Regions from separate parts of the Mus musculus genome. Here region 1 is linked to region 2. The links are chromatin loops, found by intact Hi-C in ENCODE. Cell type or tissue: gastrocnemius. All regions are shown on one strand. Each heading gives the region's core, and the rest is flanking DNA. Links, peaks and the distances in the headings are about the cores only.

What was found. Hi-C counts contacts between places; a loop is a spot of excess contacts. Peaks named below come from ENCODE experiments on the same cell type or tissue, not always from the same donor. Only the 100,000 strongest peaks of a DNase experiment are listed, where the experiment ranks them.
Region 1: it touches region 2 in a loop (5-fold over the local background); 16 of 42 quality-filtered maps call a loop at or near these places.

What each region holds. Positions count from the first base shown.
Region 1 is chrX:36,756,133-36,765,262 of GRCm38, reverse strand. Slc25a43 (solute carrier family 25, member 43) reads right to left here. Exons shown (of 5, transcript NM_001085497.2): 3 at 7,323-7,495. Among named protein-coding and RNA genes, the nearest start is that of Gm23613, 16 kb to the left of the region's middle. In gastrocnemius, for the core only: a CTCF peak has its summit at 4,206 (motif pointing left); DNase peaks (open chromatin) are centred at 3,832 and 4,176.
Region 2 is chrX:36,811,547-36,820,676 of GRCm38, reverse strand. It overlaps Mdrl (mitochondrial dynamic related lncRNA), which reads left to right and starts at 3,477. Exons shown (of 2, transcript NR_131979.1): 1 at 3,477-3,951; 2 at 5,347-5,909. In gastrocnemius, for the core only: no CTCF peak of the experiment used is centred there; a DNase peak (open chromatin) is centred at 3,409; H3K4me3 peaks cover 829 bases; H3K27ac peaks cover 761 bases.

The DNA of each region.
Region 1 (9,130 bases), core at 586-8,585, 56 kb after region 2:
ATGTTTCATATATATTTTATTTTACAAAGCATGAAGGTAACTTTATGCTGTTTTATTAAATTTTTATTTTTATTATCATATATTCATATGCATGTGTATATGGTGTGTGTGTGTCTGTGTGATGGTACATGTGTGCTGGGTCTTATGTGTGGAGGTTAGAGGACATCTCAGATGTGGTCCTCAGTTCTGTCTTATTAGATACATAGCATCTCTGTTTACTGCTGTGCAGGTGAGGCCATCTGGGCCACGAGTTTCTGTGGATTCCTTTAATTCTGTCCCCTATCTCAAAAGAGGAGTGCTAGAATTTTAGAGTACACTACTGTCATGCCTAGCTTTATACAGGTTTGAGGAATTCAAACTGAAGCCCTTGTGCGTATGTAATAACCATCTCCCCCACCCCATCGACAGTCTTTCCAGCGTGTCTGTATTTGTTTGCAGTCCTTTACTTGAGATCAGTTGTGGAATCTTCCATCATGTGGATGCTCCAAGTTTCTGACTTTAGAGTATTTTGGTTTTCAGAGTTCCAGAGTAGGGATGCTCAAAACTAAGCAAACGAAGACACTGGCATTGAGGAGACTATTTCTGCTTGGGAAAATAAGATAGCTGCTACCAGGAGGTAGTTTTGGCAGGGAAGGGACAGCAGAGCAATGATGTTGAGATAAAAAAGGGTAAAAGAGGAAAAAATGCTATGGAAGAAAATTGTCAAAGTGAGAGGACCCACGGTGAGGCTAACAGCACCCTTTAAAAGGAGTTACTCACCCACAACTTTTGGGAATACAACGACTGTGCCCATAGACATGGGAGTAGAAGAGGGAGTCAGTGAAAAACAGCATCCACCTTTTCAGAGAAGGTACCCTATAGTTAATTTAGTTTCTTCTTCCCCAGGACTCCCTCTCCAGTGGGCTAGAGTGCCTGCATTGTGGTTCTCAAAGGCTTAAATAGCTGCCTTTATGCATTATCTGAAAATGTGTGCCTTATGGGTGGGAAAAGCCAGCAAACAAAAGCAACAGATACTACTACCAACGTAAGTTCAGTTGAACCTTTACAGAGACAGAAGTGATGCTTAGGCAGAGAGAGGTAGCTGCAGGAACAAAGGCCTGTTGACCAGAATATAAAATACGTTTGGTCTTCAGGGCTTGGGGGAGGGGAACTTCTTCACTATTGCAACTGGATGCTTCAATTGAACAGAGGCCAAAAGAAGGCATGTTGTGCTTTGCCCAGACAGTACTTTTTATTTGCAGCCTTAAAAAAAAAAAAAAAGAAAGAAAGATTTCACATCACAATCTGGATGTAAATTTAGGGGCTCCCTTGAAAACTGGGCTTGCATTTCTAAATGGCAACCATCCTTCTGAGAGGAGACTCTTGCAGTTTAGCTGCAGCCTCCACCAGCTCACTTCACTCTTTTCTGCTACGCATATTTAAATGCTAATCACATTCTGTGAGCAGAGAGTTTAGTTCTCCAGAATGCTTTCAAAAGGCACGATGGCTTAGAATGCATTTAAAGGCTTATTGTTTGGGGCTGAGTGCCCGTTATCTGGGTCTCCCTAGCTCTCCTGTCCATGCTGTTTCTGAATTCTTACAGACATTTGATTCTGCAACTCCCTATACAAAGGGCTTCTATACAGCACGCACAGTGAAGTCGGTGAGGGAAACATGCCAAGCTAATGGGCCGGCCTTTATTCTCTAAAGGTGATAGAGGAGCCACAGTGACAGGGCAAAAGAACATTTGTTCTGCAAGAAACCCATGGACTGAAGTGAGCTCTGATCCGGGAGGCAAACCTGCATGCATGGCCTTTGTCCCAGTTCCGTTGCTCAAAGATGGGCTTGTAATCTACAGTGCCTCAGTTTTCTCATCTCAATAGGCAAGATGGCTCAACAGGTAAAAGTGCTTGCTGCCAAGACTTGACGATCTGAGTTTAAGCTCCAGAACCTGCCCTGCGTGGCGGACAGAGATCTCTGACTCCCGTAAGTTGTCTGACTTCTTTCTGTATGTGCACTGTGACACACACACACACACACACACACACACACACACACACACACACAGGCACTCACACGCAGATATAGTAACAACAGTGCTTACTTTGTGAATTGTTGTAAGGATTGGATGACATAATGAACATCCACTTGGCCCGGTGCCTACTATATCTTCCCACTCAGTACTAATAGTCACGTTTAGAATCACTCATAGAGAACAGTATGTGCTGCACTATGAGCTGATAAGGACTTTGACTGGGAGTCAGGGCAATAAAAAAAAAAAAAAGGACCCATGTAGGAGACTTATGAATGCAGAAGCAAATGAACTTTGGGTTGGTTGGATGAAGGGACGGCAGAGGCAAGCCTAACTTCTGGATGCTTAGCTTGGCTATCTAGGACACTGATGGCCCAGAAAGGGAAAAGTCTAGAAAGACAGTTTTAGGGGAACATGGGTAACTTTGATAGACAGTGGGTTGGAAGTGATCGTGAAGATGTGCTACTCAGCGGTCCAAATCAGCAGGCTGTGAGAACCATGAGCTCAGGACTGAGGAGGGAGGCGGGGGTGAAGACATAGGATGGAGCATTAGAAGCCCCGAGTGGGTTAATGAAGTGACTGTGTATCTGCAAAGCTTGCTCAAGGTGGTATCCATTGCGGTCCGAGTGGAGGCTATTTGAGCAGGCTGGGGCCTCTGTTTATTCACTGACCATGTGTGTTCTGCTCACTGAGCTGTGCCACTTGGATACCACCTTTGTCCTTCATTTTATGCACTTTCAGTTCAAATGCTGACTTGGCCTAATCCTGCTTACCCTGTGAGTTGTGGTGGGGGCAAAGTCCACTGGGGTATAAATCAACAGGACGGCACATGGGTTTGTATTTGGTGAAATGGAGATAACTAATAGGAGCAACAGAGTGGAGGGAGGGTTCGTGGACCTCCTTCCTGATTCTTTCATAAGGCCTACCAGACTCCAGGTCCCATGTTCGAAGCTGTTCCCCAGACTCCCAGCAAAGTGTTCCCAGCCTGCCTCTCCTTCTCTTTCACATACACCTGCCTATGGAACTATTATAGTTCCCCCCCCCCCCATAATTCTTTGGTTCTTAATAGGGCTTATAGATTAATCACATAAAATATTTGTTGTCAACATTTCTTCCATCTTATACTTTCTTGTATTAAATCCTTTCCTTTTCTTCACCCTCCCCACCCCTTTGAGACAGTAGCTCACTGTGTAGGTCTGACTGGCTTTGAACTTGCTATGTAGACAAGGTTACCTTCAAACTCACAAAAATCCACCTGCCTCTGCCTCCCTAAAGGTTATGCCACTATGCCCAGCCTATTGTTTCTTTAATACACTTAGTGCTGCCAGCATCTTCTGGCCCAGGGTCTTAGCCAGGTGGAGATGCAGATAGAAGGGCCAGGCTGTATCCAGAGGAGCTGGAGTTAAAATGTACAGACACGTGGAAAAGGAGATTTCAGGCAGGGTGGCATTAGGGTCCGTGAAAGCACACAAGGTAGAGGCATTTCATTCCACATACAACTGACCCTTCTCCCCGAGAAACATTCTCTCAAAACATGCGCATGCATAAATTATTTACCTCTCCATCCTCTAGCAGGGCCAAGCAAGCAAAAGAAAAGCAGGATAAAATGCATGTAAGCCTGGTGAAGGAAGGGCTCAGGTGGCTAAACAAGACTTCTGATTATTGTCATTAATGTTCAGAAGAGTTCCAACCTGCCGTGGTATTAGACAGACAGATTGTATGTCCGAATGTCTGGATAAAAGCCCATGAAGACAGGCACTCAGACAAAGGCGTCAGCCACTGTGGGTGCTGGGAAAAACTCCCTGTTCAGTTGGCTATCCACCAGACACCTGCTGTTGATTTGCTTCATGGTGGGCAGTGCCATGGAGAAAACCAATGGAATGCAAATGTTACCATTAACTGTGTTCAGGTCACAGCAGCTTGGTGCCCTTGTGACAAATGAAGTGCGGAAACCTGCCTGATCCAGTGGAAGTGTGTGGTTCTTATGGCTTTCTCTTCTTGATGAATATTGCATTATGTGCTTTACAGGAAAAAAAAAAACTTTAGGCGTTTCCTGTTGCTTCTGCCCCCTTATCTTCCTAACTGAAAGCGATTCTGAGCTGGGCCTGTGAGGTTAGTAACTCACTAAGTTGCTGGTTCATAGCTTTCCATGGCCAGAGACTATGTGTTTACTGCAGTGACACCTAGTGGACAGAGAAGGTAATGCCATGTTTGCATTTGAAGGCCTGTGGTTCTGTCCTGGGTGTTAATTTTAAAAATATGTATTATGGACAAATTGTTATATTTACTAACCCATGAAGAATAAAATTTTGGCTGCGTCATATTAGTTGGCTTACTATATCTTCAGATGACATTTATGATGTTAGTCATAATTAGATGCTAATCCTATTTTACAGTACATTTATTTTGTGTTTTTAAAAACAACCACTATGACTTTGCATTTATTTGAAAGCTGTTTTCTCTGTTTTTGTTTTCTTGAGGCTAATCTCAAACTGGCTATGTAGATGATGGTGACCTTGAAGTTGTGACCTTCTTGCCTCTGTCACTGAGATCACAGGCAAGTGACACCATACGCAGCCTTGACTGCAGCTTCTTGACACAGTATATATACATTAGCTAGAAGGTTCCCACACAAAGGGAAAATGAGTAGGACTGCACTCAAATTCTCACTCTCAGTGTTTCTTACCCTGGTTGGTGGCAGATTGCTATGGTAAGGTGATATTCTAGTGCAGAATGTAGTGTTGGCTAGAGTCTCCTAGAGAAAGCCATTGTTTTAGCAACCAGAAAAAGAAAGTAAAGCTGAAGATTTATGGAGAAGACCAAAATCTCTCAGCTTCACATCTAGATATCACAGAACAGCCTGAAACCCTCTCTGATGACTAGCCCCACCCCCAGGCCTCAAGGTTCGATTTTAGGTAGATCCAGAGCTCACCAAACTTTACCTAAGCTAGGACAGACTCAAAAGAGGCAAGAAAATGCTGGGGATGTCCCTGGGAGCAAGAGAGAGAGAGAGAGAGAGAGAGAGAAGGTATTCTCTCTCTCTCTCTCTCTCTGTTTTTTTTTTTTTGAGACAGGGTTTCTCTGTATAGCCCCTGGTTGTCCTAGAACTCACTCTGTAGACCAGGCTATTCTCAAAATCATGGAAATCCACCCACCTCTGCCTCGTGTAAATTTCATTGAGTCAGCATGGTGGCGTATGCCTTTAATCCCAACCCTTGGCAGACAGAAGCAGGAAGATCTCTGAGTTTGAGACCAGCCTGGTCTACAGAGTGAGTTCTAGGACAGCCAGGGGCTACACAGAGAAACCGTGTCTTTAAAACAAAGAAACAAGGAGGTGGAGAGATGACTCAAAACTATCTATAATAGAGTCTGATGCCCTCTTCTGTCATACAGGGGTATATGCAGACAGAGCACTGATACAAATACAATCTATAAATAAATACATAAATACATAAATAAATGTCAAAACAAACAAAAACCACATGAGCAACAGAGAGGACGTGAGCTGGGCACGGTAGCTCATGCTGAAAATCCCAGCTCCCTGGAGACTGAGGCGGGAAGCTCTTCAGTTTGAAGCCTTTCCTGGATTATGTGGGGAGATCAAGGCCAGTCCTGGTAGTTTAAGGAGATCTTGGCACACAGAAAAATATGCAGTGGCAGGGGGTGTAGCTCAGTGGTAGTAGAATCCTAGTCTAACTCACACATGTCCTTGGGCTTAGTCCTCAATACTCCTTCAGGTCTTGTGGCCTGCAAGAAAATTTCTAGGAATATAATGTGAAAAACACAAGAGGTTTCATTACAGTGTTGTTATACTTAAGAATTAGAAATAGCCCCATTACTTAGAAACTGAGAAATTTTAACTATTTCTAAGATGTTCATAGGGCAAAATAGCACTTGATAACTAAACAGTTAATGGCCTGGAGCTGAATCTGCTATGTGATAAGTAAAAACAGTAAGCTACCAACTTTTATTTGTAGTCCAAACACAATTTCTAAAAAATAATGCCAGTATATGTGTGTGTGTATGAACATGCACAGAAAAAAACTAGTAACTATTAGAAGAATTAAGCTATTTTCCTTTTTTCCCTACTTTGCTGTATTTCCTCAAATTTCTACAACCACATGTACATTACTTTGTTTTATTGTGACCAAGCATACATAATGTGAAATCAACCCTTTAAACCATGTTTTAATATGTGCATTATTTTTTAAATCAGAAGTTATGTTCATTGTGATTTGCACTATAGTCATACCAGTGTGGCAATGGTTCATCTGGACAAGGGCAGAAGAGAAGAAACCCAGACAGATGGGATGTTTTGTGGATCGGAGTGGCAGAGTGGAGTATCATCTTGTCTGAAGATAACATTGGGGAGTCAAGTCCCTTCACGTTTTTTGGCACTGACCAGGGAAACAGGAAGTGAGGAGTGGCATTGAGAAACTAGAGAAACAAGTCAGAGTCATGTGGAGAAACCAACAAGTGGGACTACTCATTCCAAGTGGCATGCAAATGACCTCAAATTCATTTCTGCAGAGCTTCAGGAACATGTCAGTCATATCAGAGAGGCCAAGGACGTAGGCAAGCAACCGAGTGAGCAGGGTTAGGGGAAGATGGCAAAACAGTGGATCTTGCTTGGATTCTGATTACCCACATGTGGCTGTAACGCCCTCTTGTTATATCATCGACTGATCAGATTGGTTTTGTTGATAAGAATGCAGGCTAAGCTAATTCTTCAATTTGCAGCCTCTTTCTTTCTGTTTTGCCTTTGTGCTCTATAGTGAACATGTTTCCCTAGCAATTGTTAGGGCAGTGCATGGCCAGTTGCACCCTTTTGAAATGCAGTTTCTTTCTTAGGCCTCTTGTTGAATGGTTCTTGGTTTATTTTAGTCAGAAAAGGCACAGTGACAAGAAAGAGTACTATGTCTTCCCTGTGGTGGCATCAAGAAGGCAAGTTAACAGGTTACATTTTGCGGTGTCCTCCTTTTCTGGTGACGTAGGAAGAAGAACCATTAAGTGATGTAACCAGGGGCCAGGAAAGAAAAGGGAGCCTTATCTGGAAGCTTTCTAGAAGACGGATACATTAAAAAAGAGGTCTAGGCATTGGCTTAAGCTAGTAGCCTAGAGGTTAGCAGAAGTGGTTCGCATAGTATTTGCATGAGCAATCCTGAGCTCTGTAGAAAAATGTCTTTCTTCAGTGGTGGGGCTGTAAGGGAGGATGAGGAGGTGGAGTCAAAATGTTCTTTGTGGTTACTGTGCTTTAAGGTAATCTGCCTCCCACTGCACCCTTCCCCCACCCCTCCCCAATGCTCCGCACCTGCATCTTTCTCTTCACAGTGTCAAAGGGAAAGGAGAGGGTCTGGCTCACAGCAGCAGCCACACAGACATTGGCAAAGTTCTGCAGGTGAGAAAAGCGGTCCCGGGGTCCATTCCAGACTTTTTCCAGGTTCATGTAAACTAGAAGGGAGCCAGCAGAGAAGGGAACAGCACCTGCGAATCAAGTACAGTGAGAGGTTGCTGTCTTGGGGAACCACTGTCTGGACCAAAATAAAAAAATGCCTCTGGGGAATACACAAGGGCAATAGGAGGGGGTCTGGGGCTGTGTAACTAGCAAAAGGGGGCTGGTGTGACAGCACCATTAGGTCAAGATGTAAGAGCTGGTCACTCCAGGTTGTACAGTTTACTGTAAATAAATGGTACCTAAAAGAATTGTAAACAGATCTGGAGAGCTAGTTGTGGTGACACACACCAATAATTCCATCATCTGGGTGGCAGAAGCAGGAGGAGTAGTAATAGTTCAAGTTCATCCTTACCTACATAGCAAGGTTTTTGGCCAGCCAGGGCTACTTGAGTACATGAGACACTGCGTCACGCAGAAGAAAATAAACCCTAACTAGATGCTGAACTTGGGTTTGTGATACAGATGTTGACGGGTTTGGGGGTATATTGGTATTTATAACTTGTATTGAAATCACCAAAGAAAAGGATGGATTTATGAATGGCTCTGAAAGATGTATAGATATGTGATAAAGTAAGAATATAAATGGATGTATTATTGAGTGTGTGGTTATTTATAATTTATTTATTTTTTATTTTTTATTTTGTTTTTCGAGACAGGGTTTCTCTGTGTAGCCCTGGCTGTCCTGGAACTCACTCTGTAGACCAGGCTGGCCTTAAACTCAGAGATCCGCCTGCCTCTGCCTCCCGAGTGCTGGGATTAAAGGCGTGCGTCACCACGCCCGGCTATTTATAATTTATAATTCTAAGAACTTTACTGTGTGTTTGAAACACAAAAAAGGAGAAAAATGAAAAGAAACATGGGAGGGAGAAAAGCCATTTCCATGATACCGAAGAGATGGCTCTTAAGAGCACCTACTGTTTTTGTAGAGGAGCAGGTGGCTCACAACCACCGGTAAGTCCAGCTCTAGGGAGTCTGACACTATCTTCTAGCCCCCATGGGCCCAGGTACTCATGTACACACACACACACACACACACACACACACACACACACACACACACGCTCTCTTTTACAAAGAAAATAAAAATAAAGATAAAAATAAATCACTCCCATAGAGCACTTGATCCAGTATTGGAAGCTAGGAAAGGACATTGTGTGATAACTGTGCTACCTGACCTGGCTTAGATGGCATAAGGTCCAGTTAGCATCATACACATCTAAGATGGTGAACAAATAATGCATTAGCTGACACTCTCACACATCTCCAGAAGTTTTCAGAATCATCTTAAGTTTACACATAGGCTAAATTTGCCTCTCAAAACATGAGCTCTGGGCTAGAAAAATGGCTTTGTGCTTCAGAACACTGGCCACTCTTACAGACAATACAGGTTCAATGCTCAGCATGTAGGCTGTGGCCCAGGACTATCTGTAACTCCAGTTTCAGAGGCTCTGACACCCTTTTTCCAGCTCCCACGGACACTGCACACATACTATACATGGATATGAATGCAGGCAAAATACCCCTATACATAAAAATTTAAAAATACACAAAGAGATCTAATAGACGGGATAGAGCTGGGGATGTAGTTCATCAAAAAAAAAAAAAAAAAAAAAAGAAGAAGAAGCAGAATATAAGTAGGGTATTGTTTATCCTTAGACATTATT
Region 2 (9,130 bases), core at 360-8,359:
AATTCCTTTAAAATCGGGCAGCTATCTTGCTTTTCATTGATCCCTTCCTGGACTTAGCTTCTAATGAACCAGTTCTTGTCCAGTCCTGTCTTTCATCATTACAAAATAATGATGTGTTTCCAGCTTCCACACTCCATCTGTAGTTACTCCAGCCAGTTTGGACCACCTTTGGTTCTCCAGTGCCTCCCAGGTTTTGCTCATCTTCCAGCCTGGGGAGTGGGGCATAAATTGCAGTGTGAAACTCTAGGGGGCGCCATTCACTCACACAGCAGCCATGTTCTACAGCGGTAGAGGCTCTGGGCTCTTAAGGACAATCCCCGCCTGTCAATTAATCATTCTCCCTCGCTTGCCATCCCTGTGGTACTATACACAATTGCCTTCCTAGTTCTCTGCCTCTCATTGGGCTAAAATTTTCTCTCTCTCTCTTTTCTTGTATGTATCCACAGCACTTAGGAGTACCCAGTTTAGTGTATGTGCTCAGTGGATGTTGCGCATGGATGTGTGTGCATACATACACATGTATGTTTAAATTTATACAACATTGAATGATTTAAAATAGTATAAGGGACATCTCCTAAAGTCTCTCTCTCTCTCTCTCTCTCTCTCTCTCTCTCTCTCTCTCTCTCTCTCTGTGTGTGTGTGTGTATGTGTGTGTGTGTGTGTGTGTGTGTGTGTGTGATTTATGCACATCATGAGTGCATATACACTAGTGCCGCTGTGTGCATGTAGAGGCCAGAAGATAACTTTCAGGAATCAGTTTTCTTATTCTGGGATCTGGGAACTGAACTCAACTTTTTACTTTATGTGCCATCTTACACATAGAGAGAGGGGGGGTAGAGGAATTGCTAGAGAGCACTTCACTGTCAGAGGACAAAGTCCAAAAGGGCCCTGATACAGTTGACTCATCCTTGTATTCTCTTCCCCCTTCCTCAGTATGTGGTATGGGACTTTGTTCTTAACAGGCACTCCACAAACGTTTGCTGAGTCCACGTGTGTATACTGATTGTTAGGACTATCTCTCCACCCACCCCCCACCCCCCCACCCCCCGCCATTTCTCTAGAACCACAGTAAAATAAACCCTGTGTAGGCAAGATCTGAGCTGGGTGAGAGGTGAGATGCCCTTGAATTGCTTGCTGTACAGCTGGGTCCAGCCCTGATTGAGCTTGAAGCCAAAGGAATGTGCTTGTGTGCTATCAGGGTCATCAGTATGTTTGGGGGGCACCTCTAAGGGAAATGGAAGGCTGTCAAGGACCCCTCTAGAAGCTCTGAAGCCTTCCTAGTTGATAGTCTCTGGTTTCTCTCAAAGACTCACCCCTCTGCCACCTAACCTAGAGGAGCTGACTGTGGATGCCCTTCTGAGGCTGTGCCACTTGGAAGGCATACTCTATATAAGGCTGATGCAGAAATAAGAGGCCTAGGAGGGGTCAGGGTGGCAATGCAGCCCCACATTTGAAGAGCACAGGGAACCTCTGGGGTCCCCGTTGCACAGTGCCATTCTGGCTGAAAGAGTTCTAATGGATGCTGGGTTGATGTCTTGCTGGGCAGTCTTGTGGCTTCTCCCTCCTCCCAGGTCTCCCCAGGCCTGCTGCCATAGCAGCACATACATCTTTGGGGATGCTGAGCTTTTAGCCCAGCTCAGCTGCCAGAACAACTCTTCCCTGAAGGCACCACTGGAGAAACTCTCCGAGGGTTTTTCTCAGCTCCCCAAGGGCTTAGTCAGGCTGTAAGAACAGCCCAAGGAAAACGGTAGCAAAGTACAAATTTTATCATTTTGTTTGTTTCGTTTTGCTTTCTAGTGCTAAAAATGGAACCTTGGGGACTCATGCATGCTTATATGTTTTACCACCGAACCCTTTTTGAAACAATGGATTTTCATGAATTAATCTTTTGAGACAAAAATCTCACGATATAGCCCTAGCTAGCCTGCAACTTGCTATGTAGACCAGGCTGGCCAGAAACCCACAAAGAGCCACCTATCTCTGCTTCTTAAACGCTGGGTTTAAGGGGATGCACCATCACTTCCAGTCTCGTTAATATTTTTTGTTTGAGACAAGAGTCTCACTATGTAGTCTGGACCAGTCTTTTTTAAAATATAATTATGTTTTTTGTTGTTGTTGTTGTTGTTTTTTCAAGACAGGGTTTCTCTGTGTAGCCCTGGCTGTCCTGGAACTCACTCTGTAGATCAGGCTGGCCTCGAACTCAGAAATTTGCCTGCCTCTTCCTCCCAAGTGCTGGGATTAAAGGCATGCGCCACCACTGCCCGGCTATAATTATGTTTTTAAAAAAGATTTATTTATTATACATAAGTACACTGTAGCTGTTTTCAGAAACCACAGAAGAGGGCATCAAATCTCATTACAGATGGTTGAGAGGAGAGAGAGAGAGAGAGAGAGAAAGCAGGAATAGTGCCTTGCAGTCCAACCCTCGGGAGGTGGAACTGGAAGGATCAGAGGTTCAAGGTTATCTCCAGCTCTATAGTAAGTTTGAAGCCAAACTGGATTATGTGACACTGCCTCTGAAAAAGCAACAAGAACCAACCAACCAAACAAACAAACAAAAAAACACAAAAAAAAAAAACCCACACACATTCGTATATGGGCAATACAAATTGAACTCAGTGGGTTTTTTTTTTTAATTTTTTTTGTTTTTGTCCCTTTTAAAAAGGGAAAACATGAAAGTGGGCAGGGGCTGGGGCAGTGGGGATGGATCCAGGAGGAATTATTAGGCAGTGGGAGTGATTGTGATCAAACTGCATTTTATATATTGAGATCATTCAAATATTGTATTAAAAATTAATAGGATATAGTGGCACACTTGTGGGGCAGAGGCAATCAGATCTCTCTGAGTTCGAGGTGCGCCTAGTCCACAAAACGAGTTCCAGGATAGCCAGGGCTGTTACACAGAGAAACACTTGTCTTGAAAAAAAAAAGAGAGAGAGAGAGAAAGAAAGAAGGTAGGAACGAGGTGGGAGGTAAATCTGTGAGTAGTTAGGGGCTGAGTCTCAAAGAATTAATAAAACGATTACACTTTACAAAACAACACATATTGCATTTACTATATGCCGGGCACTCTTAAAGGCTTCCCAGTCTTTTGACTCATTCATTGCGTTCCTAGCTTGGTTCTTTAAAAAGGGTCCAGCTGTCAGTCCTCCACGCTTTACAGTCAAAGAAATGGAAACACAAAGAAACAAAGCGGCGTGCCCTACAGCACACCATTTGTAAGCGGTAGAGTCAGAATTCCTGCCTGGGGCGACTCTGGTCTCTTTTCTATACCATTCTGCTCTGCTGCCTCCTTGAGCTGATCAGCCAGTCAGAATAGGGCAGGCTGAGAGGCAGCTGCCTCTCCTCCCTTCTCCTTTCTTCCTTGGGCTCTTTACTAGGGATCAAGTGCAGAAAGCCAGCCCTTCCGCCTTGCCATAGTAGTGTGGGGGCGGGGTGAGGTGGGGAGTGAGAAAGGTGGGGGAGGGGAGGAGGGCAGCGAGAAGGGGAGGCAGTGCTGTCTGGGAAAGCTAGCCCTGGGAGGGGCTGAGGAAACCTGAGATAACAGCACTGGCTAAACTCCTGCGCTTTAATTTCCAACTGTGCGGAAGGAGTCCCTGTGGGTGAGAGTTACCCCAGTCTCTTCATCCGTCCTCTTAGGGAATCATCAACTACGGAAGAGCCAGGCCTAAGCTCTGCCTTAATACTCTGTACAGAGTAGGGAAGAGAACACGCGCATCTGGGCACTCTGAGCGCTATCCCGAAAGAGAATGAATTGTTTATATTAAGCAAGGACAGAGTGGTTTTATTTTATTCTGTGAATTTTAGTCTTGGGAAATCCTGACTGAACCTGAGCCCTGAATGCAGACACTTCTCCAAGACAGTTAGGTCACCTTTGTGGTTAGTCAATCAAGTGACTGTTTCAAAGGCACACATAGGTTCTGCACTCTGCTAGTCGCCCTGAATATAAACGTGAGTAAGGATGATTTCATCGGGTCTAAAATGCTGCATGTTTGTTTATGCATGGATGGCCTCCAAGGGGAATGAGGAGGGAGGGGCTGTCAGAATGTGGAGGTAACACAGATGGCCTGTGAGAGGTTGGGTACCAGCTTGGGAGGGAGAGTGATGACCTGGTACCTGCAAGTCAGTTATGCGTTGGGACTTTGGCACTGTAGGGTTATACATGTTGCCCGTGCAGGAATAAGTGATTCCTAGTGTTGTGTTTTATAAAAAAAGAAAAGGAAGCCAGGGATGTTTGGTAGAGGCGCGGTATGGTGCTGGGGAAGAGGGTGCCTCTGCGGGGGCCCATGCTGAGGCATCCCTTCCCCCACTGAGGGACCAATCACATGACGAGTATAGTATGGAATAGAGTTTATTTAGGGCATGGGAAGGGAGTAGAGACAGAGGGGGGGTGGGGGGAAGAGGAGTAGAGGCCGGCCATGAACACGTGGAGAGAGACAGGGAGAGGAATGGGGAGAGAAGGGGCAGAGAAGGGAGGGTACGATAGTGAGGAGGGAGCAAGCAGCCCCTTTTATAGTGAGTCAGGCATACCTGGCAACAGCCAGGTAACTGTGGGGCAGAGCCTAGACGAAATGTTAATACCCAGCTTCACGCACAAATAAATAAATGAAAATGAGGGAGAGATGCTTATGTAAATATGTAAGAAAGCTAGATGTTTTGTTTATTTCGTTCCCTCCTTCCTGTCTTCCTTTCTTCTATCTTAACTTACCTTTTCTTTCTTTTTATTCCTAAATAAGCACTTACTGTATCCCCAGCTTGTTTAAAACTCACAATGTAGAGCCGGGCGTGGTGGCGCACGCCTTTGATCCCAGCACTCGGGAGGCAGAGGCAGGCGGATTTCTGAGTTCGAGGCCAGCCTGGTCTACAGAGTGAGTTCCAGGACAGCCAGGGATATACAGAGAAACCTTGTCTCGAAAAACCAAAAAAAAAAAAAAAAAAAAAAAACCTCACAATGTAGTCGAAGCTGACCTTAAGCAAGTGGGAGTCCTTCTGCCTCAGCTTCCCAAAAGCATTGTTATGGTATTGGGGTGTTGGCAAGGGAGGAGACAGGGTATAGACTGAATTGACAGTTTCTCTTCCTGTCTTGAGCCAGAATGCTGGGTTTTAGCCAAGACAGTTATTTTCAAGTGTTTTTCGTTTTCCAAAATCTTAGGAAGGAAATGAAAGAAAGCTGCCTAAGGCAAAAGAGGTGTCTTTTCACTCACAAGTTTGGGCTTCTTTCCTTTATTACACTTATTTATTTTTATTTTGTATGTGTTTATGTGAGGGTGAGGGTGTGTCTGTGTGAGTGCTTATGTGCCATGACTTGTATGTTCTAGGAGTTGGCTCTCTTCTTCCATCCTGTAGGTCCTGGGCATCAAACAGGTTGTCAAGTTTAATCGCAAGTGATCTTAGCCACTGAAGCATCTCACGAGCTGGAGGTTTGAGTTTCTTACCCTGCCCTTCACCCTGTCCTGTGCAAAGGGTATGAAATGAATGTCTCAGAAGGAAAACGCCCTCTGTTAAAGATTCTACAGGCCTGGTGGACTGATTAGAAGTTCATGGTTGTGGAGTTGGGATGTTGCAGATACAGATGTCATGGACTATCATTAGCCTCCTTCAAAGCCATTCTTTGCCCGATTGTCTATCTGACTTAATCTCCATGTGACTACCATGTGAAAACTTTGGAAATGTACTGACAGACAACTAGCTTTCCCAAGCCAAAGGCTAAGGATACCATCTGATACCATGAGGCCTACAGCAGAGGTTAGCCTCAGTTTGCTGGAAACACCTGCCTGATGTTTCCACTAATGTATTGAAAGATTATGACTTTTCTTTTGCTACTATAAAACCTTCATAACATGGTTATTTCATTTGTATTTGCAATACCCTGAAGCCATGTTCCCTCATAAAGTCTTAATTCTCTTTGAGGTAAGAGCTGTTTTTGCTTCGTCACAGGTAATAGCCATTCACCTTGTACACACATCCTGGCCCCGTCCTGCCCTTGGCATAGAGAACTGTTTCCCAACAGGCTCTGGTCAGGTGATCTCAGGTCAACACCACCTGCTTGCTCTTGCCTAAACCTGCTGAGAGGAATTTGCACAGTCCAGAGAAGACAAGAAGTTAGTCTCTAGTGGGCTTCAGGAGGCAACAGAGTCCACAGAGGGCAAGTGTTACAGTGGGTAGCCTGAAGTTGACTTTATGCAGGGGTTCTTGGTACAACACTAGACTAAGTCCATGAAAATGCCTTAGATTTCGTGTAGGCTATAAAAATGCTCAGTGGAGTGTGCTGGCTGTGTTTGGCACAGGGAAAAGGGAGCCCCAGAAAGACAAACAGTAAGTGTTGCCCGGAACGAAAGTCATACTGTGCTTACAAGCTCATAACCACTCGACTGGAAAGGCATTAATTTACTCACTCTCTTCTGTTGGCTCCCATAAAAGGAATTTTAATATTATCCTAAACCAACCGTATTTAGGAAAGGAAATGCAGTGCCAAAAAAATCACGTATAATGTCCCAAAGCTAAATATAAAACAATTTTACTATTATCTCTTGGTCGGGGCTCTTTTAGGCCAAAGTTTCCCACCAAGACCTGTAACCAAGAAATACCCAGGGCTAATCTATTTGACCAGCATTGTGGGATCCAAGTCAAGGAGCTACTGGGATTGCTAACAGGGAAAGGTAAACTTATCTTACCACAGTGTGAGACCCCCATCTCAAAAAAAAAAACAGAAGGAAGGAGAAATGGCTCAGTGGTTAAGATCACTTGTTACTCTCTCAGAGGACACAGGTGTGGTTCTGAGAACGCATTAGGTGATTCACAAACATCTGTAACTCTAAATCCCAATTTTCAAAGGATCTGATGACCAGCCTGGGCACCAGGTATGCCCATAGTATACATACATACACATAGACAAAATACCCATACACATAAAGTAAATAAATTAATTGTAAAAGTTAAAAACCAGCCGGGCCTGGTGGCGCACGACTTTAATCCTAGCACTTGGGAGGCAGAGGCAGGCGAATTTCTGAGTTCGAGGCCAGCCTGGTCTACAGAGTGAGTTCCAGGTCAGCCAGGGCTACACAGAGAAACCCTGTCTCAAAAAAAAAAAAAAAAAAGTTAAAAACCTAGCTACCGCAGCACCCAGCAACAAAACCCCAGCAATGAGGATGGCCGCAGTAGGCAAGGTGTGCAAGCATGTGGGTCTGTGTTTGGATCCCTAGCACCAACAGAAAAGCCCAGGCACAGTGGCATGTCCTGGGTAGGTTAGTAATAGACAGATCCCAGGGGCTTGCTGGCCAAACTGAAATGGCGGGCTCCAGGTTCCATGGGAGATCTAGTCTCAAAAATTATAGTGGCAGGGCAGTGGTGGCGCACACCTTTAATCCCAGCACTTGGGAGGCAGAGGCAGGTGGATTTCTGAGTTCGAGGCCAGCCTGGTTTACATAGTGAGTTCCAGGACAGCCAGGGCTACACAGAGAAACCCTGTCTCGAAACCAAACAGAACAAAATTATAGTGGAGAGTGATAAGGGAAGACACCTAATGTTGACTTCTGGCCTCCACATGAGCATGCACATGTAGATACACCTGCATACACATGTGAACACACACATACACATACAGTGTATATACACAAAAATGTAAGTCAATAAGCTCTACAAAAAGAATTTCCTTCGTTTATTATTCCTGGGGGAAAGAAAGGAAATTGCAGGGACATACGGCCTGGGAATGAGCATTTTGCAGTTGTGCTGGTTAGGCGCTGGCCTTTTCCAGAGGATCCGAGTACAATTCCTAACACCGACAGTTACTAAATCAACTCCAGGCCCAGGGTGAATGGACATCCTTCTGTGGCCTCACGGGCCCTACATGGATGTGCTGCACTGACATACACACAGGCAAAACACCCATACACATATCATCAACCAATGACTGACTGAATGAATAAATACTGTGCCTAGAGAGGAGGAGAGTCATTCTTTCTTTCCAATCCCTTCACTGACGCCTTATTGTTGAGAACAGTAGCAACACAATCTCCCGGCAAAACCTGGCTGGTTCCGTGTTAGGCTTGGCTGGCCAGGTAATCTGCTCACCCCCATGACAGCAGACTCTGTCCTTGACAGAGTATAGTCACCAGGGCCAGCCCAGTAGTCTCTTGTCATCCTTTGAGCATCCCCGCTTTCCCTCTGCCTGGAACACTCCTCTTTTTCTGCTTTCCCAACTTCTGCTCCTCCACTTTCACCATCTCTGGGTAACCCCTACTCGTCTGCCATTTGTACCTTCCAATTGTTCTACATTCGGCTTATTCGGCAGGACCACATTTCTTTATTATAACTGCCAACAGGAACAAAAATCCCACCAGCATGTCCTAAGTGCTGACTGTGTGGCAGGCATGATCTCATTTCTGCATGGTTTCACTGAAAATTCCCAGGCACCCTCTGAAGTGACCACTGGTTTTACTTTCCCCATTTCACTGATGAGAAACTGTGGCTCAGGAGGCTAAGCAGTGTGCCCCAGGCAGTGGAACTCAGATCACTGTGGACCTAGAACCGTGCTCTTAACTCTCAAAGGCAATGGTGGTGCATGCCTTTAACCCCAGCAGTGGGGAGGCTGAGGCAGATGGATCTCTGTGAGTTTGAGTTCAAGCCTGGTCTGTAGGGTGAGTTCCAGGGTTGCACAGAGAAACCCAAAAGTCCATTTCTTCTGTATTTCTACAATAATTTAGCCTGGATTCTGTTGAACATCCCCCCACCTCTTCTAGCCTTATTAAGGGGATGCAGACAGCAGGTCAGCCATGTGCTATGGACAGGAGGAAGACTAATAATGCATTGATAATCCAGGTCTCATACCCCAGCCAGGGCTTCCCCAGTGCTCATCACCACATCTCAATTTGAATGCCTCGGTGATCTACATCCCTTTTAATAGTGCAGGGAGAAGGATGCCTTCAATATCCATTTTTGTGCTTGTTCAGAGAGCAAGTCTTTCTGGGAGAAGATTGTCTTTTAAACATCATCGAAAAATATATTCAGGAACATTTCAACATTAAAAACAAAACAAAACAAAACAAAACAAAAAAAATGAATTGCTGCTAAGACTGGATTTGGCCAGCCATCACCTGCCCCCTTGTGGACGATGCTTTCCTGACTCTTTAAG